Linked DNA regions of Homo sapiens: region 2 is linked to region 1. The links are chromatin loops, found by intact Hi-C in ENCODE. Cell type or tissue: GM12878. All regions are shown on one strand. Region 1 holds the start of LOC102724419 (a long non-coding RNA gene). Region 2 overlaps SLITRK3 (SLIT and NTRK like family member 3).

What was found. A loop is a pair of places that touch in the nucleus more often than their neighbours do. Peaks named below come from ENCODE experiments on the same cell type or tissue, not always from the same donor. Only the 100,000 strongest peaks of a DNase experiment are listed, where the experiment ranks them.
Region 2: it touches region 1 in a loop (6-fold over the local background); 2 of 110 quality-filtered maps call a loop at or near these places.

Annotation. Positions count from the first base shown.
Region 1 is chr3:164,195,663-164,199,662 of GRCh38, forward strand. It overlaps LOC102724419 (a long non-coding RNA gene), which reads right to left and starts at 1,890. Exons shown (of 5, transcript XR_001740997.2): 1 at 957-1,890. In GM12878, no CTCF peak of the experiment used is centred here; no DNase peak of the experiment used is centred here.
Region 2 is chr3:165,184,331-165,188,330 of GRCh38, forward strand. SLITRK3 (SLIT and NTRK like family member 3) reads right to left here. Exons shown (of 2, transcript NM_001318810.2): 2 at 2,390-4,000. The coding sequence ends at 3,567. Among named protein-coding and RNA genes, the nearest start is that of SLITRK3, 10 kb to the right of the region's middle. In GM12878, a CTCF peak has its summit at 1,571 (motif pointing left); a DNase peak (open chromatin) is centred at 1,552.

The sequences.
Region 1 (4,000 bases):
CTATACTTAAGCTCAACACATGATCAATTAGACCTAATAAACATCTACAGAATACTCCACCCAACAATCATAGAATATACATTCTTCTCATCCTCATAATGGAACATAGTCTAAGATTGACCACATGCTCAACCGTAAAGCCAATCTCAATAAATTAAAAAAATCAAAATCATACCAAGCACAATGTGGACCACAGTGCAATAAAAATAGAAAGTGATGCCAGGAAGATCTATTAAAAAAAAAAGGAAATTAGACAACTTGCTCCTGAATAACTTGGGTAAAAAACAAAATTCAGGGAGAAATGAAAAAAACAATAGAAATTAATAAAAATAGAGACACAACTTTCCAAGTCTCTGGTATGTGGGTAAAGCAGTGTTAAGTGGAAAGCTGATAATGCTAAATACCTTTATCAAGAAGTTACAAAGATCTCAGATTAACAATTTAACATCATACCAGGAGGAACTGGATAAAAAAACAAGCAAAATAACCACAAAGTTAGCGCAAAAAAAAAAAAAAAAGAAGAAGAACTAAAAGAAATTGAGATGTAAAAATCCAAACAACTGAAATATCAATGAAGGCAAGAGTTGGTTATTTGAAAGAATAAACAAGATTGATTGAACTCCAGCTAGATTATCAAAGGAAAAAAGATAATATCCAAATAAGTACAATCAGAAATGACAAAGGTGACATTACAACTCATCCCACAGCAATATAAGAGATCCTCAAAGACTTATGAACACCTCTATGCACAAAAATTAGAAAATCTGCAGAAAAACAACTCCTGGAAACACACAACATCTCAAGATTGAAGCAGAAAGAAAGTGGAAACCTGAAAAGACCAATAAAAAGTTCCGATATCAAATCATTAATTAAACAACAACAACAACAAATCCCTGAACAAGATGGATTCATGGCAGAATTCTACTGGATGTGAAAAGAAGTGGTATCAATCTTACCAAAAATATTTCCAAAAAAATTGATGATGAGGAGCTCCTTCCGAACTTATTCTGCAAAGTCAGCATCATCCTGATACACAATCTATCAGAGACACAATGACAAAAGAAAACTTCAAGTCAGTATACTTGATGAAAATGGATGTAAAAATCCTCAAGAAGATACTAGCAAGCTGAATCTAATAACATATCACAAAGTTAATTTACCAAAAACAAGTAAGATTTATTCCTGGAATATAAAAGTTGGGTTTTAACATACTCAAATAAATACATGTGATTTATCACATAAACAGAATAAAAAACAAAAAGCACATGATCATCTCAATAGATGCAGAAAAAGCACCATAAAATCCAACATCCATTTATAACAGAAACCCCCAACAGACTGAGTATCTAAGGAACATACGTCCAAAATCATAAGAACCATCGATGACAAATCCACAGCCAATATCATACTGAACAAGAAAAAGCTGAGACCATTTCCCTTGAGAACTGGAAGGACAAGAATGCCTACTCTCACCACTGCTATTCAACATAGTACTGGATGTCCTAGCCAGAACAATCAGAGGTGAGAGAATAAAAAGGCATCTAAATAGGAAAAGAAGAAGGGAAAATATCTCTCTTAACTATTAACATAATTCTATACCTAGAAAACCCCATAGTCTTTGCCCAACTGCTCCTCGAACTGATAAATAACTTCAGTAAATTTACAGGATACAAAATCAATGTATGAAACCCAGTAGCATTTCTATATACCAATAATATCCTCAATGAGAGCTAAATCAAGAACACAAACCCATTTACAATAGCCATAAAAAAGGGAAATATCTAATAAGACACCTAACCAAGGGTGTCGAAGATCTCTACAAGGAAAACTACAAAAAATGCTGAAATAAATCCAGACAATACATATAAATGAAAAAAAAAAAACGTCCACATTCATGGATCGGAAGAATCAGTATTGTTAAAATGGCCATACTGTCCAAAGCAATTTACAGATTTAATGCTATTTCTATCAAAATACCAATGTCATTTTTTCACAGATATGGAAAAAACTATTCTAAAATTTATATGGAATCATAAAAATAGCCCGAACAACCAAAGCATTATAAGCAAAAAACCAAGCTAGAGGCATCATATTACTGAACTTCAAACTATACTATAAGGCTACAGTAACTAAATAACATGGTACAAAAATAGAAATATAAGCTAATGGAACATAATAGGGAGCCCAGAAATAAACCTGCACACCTACAATCATATGATCCTTGACAGAGTCAACAAAAACAAGCAACGGGAAAAGTCTACCATAATTAATAAATGGTGTAGAGATGACTAGCTAGCCATAGGCAGAAAAATGAAACTGGAACCCTACCTTTTGTCATGTACAAAAATTAACTCCAGGTGGACTAAAAGTTTAAATGTAAGATCACAAACTATAAGAATCCTAGAAGACAACCTAGGAAATGCCCTTCTTGATATTAGCTTTAGCAAAGAATTTATGGCTAAGTCCCCAAAAGCAATTGTAACAAAAAAAAATTTAGAAGTGGGACCTAATTAAATGAAAGAGCTTCTGTACAGCAAAAGAACTGATCAACAGAGTAAACCGACAAGTAGCAGATGGGAGAAAATATTTGCAAACTGTGCATCCTTCAAAGGCCAAGTATCTAGAATTAATAAGGAAATCAAACGAATCAACAAGCAAAAAACAAATAATCCTATTCAAAAGTGTGCAAAGAACATGCAAAGACACTTCTCAAAAGAAGACCTACCAGTGGCCAACAAACATATATGATAAAATGCTCATCATCACTAATCTTCAGAGAAACACAAATGAAAACCAGAATGAAATACAATTTCACGTCAGAATGGGAATTGTTAAAAAATCAAAAAGTAACAGATGCTGGCAAAGAAAAGAATGCTTAGATACTGTTGAAATACAAATATTGCATGTTCTCACTTACAAGTGGGAGGTAAACCTTGAGTATACAGGGATATAGAGATGGAAACAATAGGTACTGAGGAGGAGGGTGAGAAAGAAGGGGGCACAGACTGTAAAACTATTGGGTACTGTGCTCATTAACTGAGTGACAGGATTATCCATACTCCAAACCTACGCATTACATAACATATCAATGTTAAAAACATGCATATTCATCCTCTGAAACCAAAATAAAAGTTGAAAAATATAATTAGAAGTTAATGTCAATAAAGACAAATAGCTCAGCTTCAACAAAGCAGAGGGGAAGCCATGTAACTTTAAGAAAAAAATAAATCGAATGTTTGTAAAGGTGGTATTGTCAGTCAAATCACTATTTGATTCACTGTTCTGACACATGCTACAACTGAATCGACCCTAAAGAATAATTAATTATCTCCAATAAACCATATTATATAGGGGATTCTCCTTCATGTAAAAACTATCTTTCCCCCAATTGTGCCAAATTCAAATAATAACTATGTGAGAGAAAAAACATGACAGAATAATAGAAATATTTCATGAAACTAAAGAGCTTCAGTTTAAAATAAAGCTCACAGGCCTTTAGTAATGTTTTTACAGGGTGTGACATTTTGGAATCAACACTTTGCCTAAGTGTTCTCAATAAGTCTGCAAAAGCTCTTGAAATGTTTTACTGTGATGTTTCCAATACTCTTAACAATGAATGTAATATGTTCTTTTTAAAGCAAATTATAAGCCAGCGTGTAATTTCTAAATGTGTGTGTGACTATATACAATTGTGAATAAGAAGTTATGTGTTGAATATTGGTGAACAAACATACACCTTGATTTTATGTAAATCATTAATAGGGTTTTGTGTGTGTCTGTGTGTGTGTGTGTGTGTAGAGGGTGCATATAAACCACTATATATTATACAAATGGTTACTTGATCTTATAATATAGTCTGGTTAATGGCTAGAAGAAAATAAAATGTGCTTGTTTTTCTTTTTCTTTTCTTTCTTTCCTTTTTTTTTTTTTTTTTTTGAGAAAGGGTCTTGCTTTGTTGCTCATGCTGGAGTATAGTGGCACAATCATGGCTCATGGCAGT
Region 2 (4,000 bases), 990 kb after region 1:
AACATCTACATAAATAATACCACATATGATGTATAACATGATGTTAAAACTTATTGAATTAAACTAATAGTTCATTTCCAATTATTTCTCACTAATCATCTTATAGTTTGAGATATTACAATATTTTTATTATTTCTAAATATTATTACTATACTTGGTAATAAAAATAGCAATGAATAATAGCAAGTAACTGCCAGAACTGGGTCTGCTTTAGTCAAGTTAGTCCTCACAATGAAGTGAATTAGTAATCTAACTTTTTCTTAAAAATAAATATTTTACTACAGCAAAAACATAAAACATATTATAATCATAGTACCTACATGAATATCCATCGTGTTTAATGAAATCAGATCTAGTATTATAAACTGAAGCTAACTTAGGTAATTTGAATGCACAGCAAAAATAAATGTCCTAACCAGGGGGTGGAAAATTCCATAAAAGCAAAAAACTATTCCCTTAAATACAAAATTCCATTCTCATATAAATTTATTTTTGCTAAATAAATAAATTTATTTCTCATTCAAGGGTGAAAGTACCACCTATATTTAAGACCAAACAGTCTTTCTGTATTTAATAAGTGAAATATAAACATTATAATTATCAAGTTATATTGTGATTTGATATTGTTTATGGGCACTCATTTTTCAAACGTTGAAAGCACCAGGGTCTTTTGAGATTGTACTTTAGCCTGATTTGTATAAAATGCTGTGTTATGAATATGTGCGTGGTCATTAAGGAAATGAGGACTACTATCTGAAGCATCTAGCTTTGCACTTTTAAGTTTTTACTATGCATATGCTTTCTATTATTCCCCAAACCATTTGATTAGGAGGAATGGAAGTATGATAAATTGCTAGTTCAGAGAGACTCTGTAATTTGGGTTTTAAAACACTTAAAGTGTAATATTGGTTTTATGTACCTTAAAAAAAAGAGACAGATGATTAGAAAGAATAAAGGAGGTGGGATAACCAGAAGAAAGGTGATTTGTGGGAAAGTAAAAAAAGAAAACAAGAAAGAAAAGAAGAAGATAAAACAAAAAAGAAGAATGACACTTATCTAATAATTGGCCTGACTCTTCTGCATAAGAGCTTCATTTCAATATTACACAGACAGATAAAGTGAATGATGTTCATGGGCTTTTTCCTTTTAAAATAATTCCAAATTATATTCAAATAATTGAGCATAAAAGTTATAGATACATGTCAAGAGCCCCAAAACTGCAATTTTATATGTATATACTTGTCTTTTTTATTTTTATGCATACCTATGCTGATATTTCTATATAATTAATTAAGAGGAATATAAATATATTCTTGTAGACATTCATGGGGCTTTTCATTTTGTTACTACAATGCCTTCGTGCTATTGTAGTCACACACCTTCAGAAGCTGCTAGACTCATTCTCTTTTTGTGGAAAAAATTGTGATGTAAGGCTTCAGTGACTTGTGATGAATTACATTCAACACCTAATGATAATTCCTGCTATGGGCACTTTGAGGAAACCCTAGCAGAGAGCACTGACCTCGCTGCACAGTTCTGCGGGTCCTGGGTCTGTGGATCTCTGGAACTCTGCTGCCCTCTAATGGCCTACTTAGATAAGTGCCTGCCTCATAGGTCTGTTTTCTTAAGTTTCCTCCACCAATTTGATACCGGCACCATAAAAATCCAATATTCTTTGGTTTCGCTCACATATAAATGGATCTAAACTTGGTTTGTTGTCAGGTTAATTTTTCAACATAATTTTAATGTCATATGACGAAAAACTCATTCAGCATCCTCTGACTTAGTTCAAGCGTTATTGGGGCCAGTTGCTGTAAGTGGTTGGAAAATGGTAACCAAATATAAGTGACAGCTTTCACAGGATTCTGGCCATCTAAATTGGCTCCACGGCCTTTGATATTTATTGGGTTGTGTGGGTGTGTGTGGAAGCGTGTGGGTGTGTGAGGGTGTGCATGTAATTGGACTACATATTTTAAAAACAATAGCAATTTTACTTTCCAATTTCTTTATCTCATTTATTATCTTAAGATGTATGGATCCTAGATTATCTTCTCCTAATTAATCCTGTACTTCTTAGCGATCTAGTTACTTTATTTTCTCCCCCTTGCATCTTGCCTGGGAAACAGTGCATCACTGGTTACTAAGACTGAAATTCATAATTCAAGGAAAAAAAAGTAAACCGTAAGTCACATTTTAAGTCTCAATTGTATCCTGGTTTGGACTAGAGATGGTGGGATATAAGATTTATCAACATCACAGTGCATCAAACCCGTTAATAAATTACTTTCTGTGTAACAAGTAAAAGAAATCATTTCTAAAATGGAAGCACGAAAGGCATGGCATAGCTGGAGTTTAAGGTTCAAGCTTTGTATCCTCTATATATAATGTATTATGTTTTTCAAAAACTTTTTATTAGGAAAGCTATACCAGAGGCATAATCACTATACAATGATTAAACATTACCTTTACAATTTATAATCACTGAAATTACAGAATAAATATATGCACATTTCTTTTGAATCTTTGTGTGTGAGAGAGAAAACATTAAAAGTGCTTCCTACAAAGCTGTTAGTGATATATACCCAGTTGCTTTTTTTAATATTATATATATATATAAGAAAGTGCAGATGTTCTCCAAAAAATCTTGGCATCAGGATGAAGTGTCACAAAGAGGGTGCTCATCCCTAGGCGTGTGTCTTCGGCTGTTAAACCACCAGGCCTCTACTTCAGTAGAATCCAGCCTAGAATGTGACTTTTCCCAGGGTGGTAGGAGAGATGCTGTGAGCTGTACACTAGCAGTGAAGGGTGGTAGAACTATGGAGAGGAGAAAAATGGATCAAACCCGAACTAAGCAGATTGAGTTGAATGGAAATGGTATGGAGTGTGTGTGTGTGTGTGTGTGTGTGTGTGTGTGTGTGTGTGTACCTGCACCAGCAGGAAGAAACTGCAGGTTTAGGGACCATGGTCTGCAGATGGATATGTGTATGAGAGACAAGATAGTGAGTGAGAACATTCGAGCAAGACCCGCCCCCTCCCTCCCCATCTTGCAGTTTCCAGGCATGCAGCAAACTGCATTGTTAATACATGTACAGAATCTGTGCCATGATGATAAGAAAGAAAGCCACAAATGACAAATGTCAACTTGTTTCCCCCCCTTTAAATCAAAACTACAACTATAAAAAAAATAGTTACTGAAAATAAAAAGACACATTGAATTTTACTTAATTAGGATCCATACAATGATCCCCAGTATATCTTATACATGGCACAGTCAAAGTCTCAAGTTTCAGTATAAAAAAATAATGATAACATTTGCTGGCAAAAGTCTGCGAAGGCACTTTCATTGATTAATGATCTGAGTATGGCCCTTCCTCCAAATCGCATCTGAGAGGGGAGAGCATACATCTGTATTCTCTAGTTATCATGCGGTTTTAGTTTTGTTCAGGGTAGGAAAGATCGTGAGGATGGAGTTACTGGGACAAGTGTAAAGGGAGCAAGGGATATATTTCTTTTATTTTCCTTTTCTTTTGAAAAAAAAAAAGCACTAATATATTTTCTTCTCTCTGTTAGAACCTGTATGTTGTCTTCTCCAGGACTTCGAGGTAATCCGGCTTGGTTTGAAGTTTGGCCCTTAACTCGAGGTAATCACTTTTTTGGGTTTGGTGGTCTGTGAAGCCCTTTCCAGCCGAGAAGAGAAGGGTTTCTTTGAGCCTGGCATCCTGCTGTAAGTCTGGGTATTGCATGCCAGGAGGGTGCACGTGCAGTTCCTTTAATTTGGGCACTGTTCCATAGAGACAGTCCACAAATCCCACTGTGCAGGGGGCAGGCTGTGGCCTCTCTCGATCTAGTAGCATACTGCCACTACCACAGCCTCCCCCAGGAGGAAACAGCACCACCCCACCATTTTTCTCATGGTGGCGGAACCCTGCCAAGTCTCCCCCAGTTCCCCCAACTACTCCTGAAACCCCACCAACTGCTGGGTGGTGAGGGTGATGGTGAT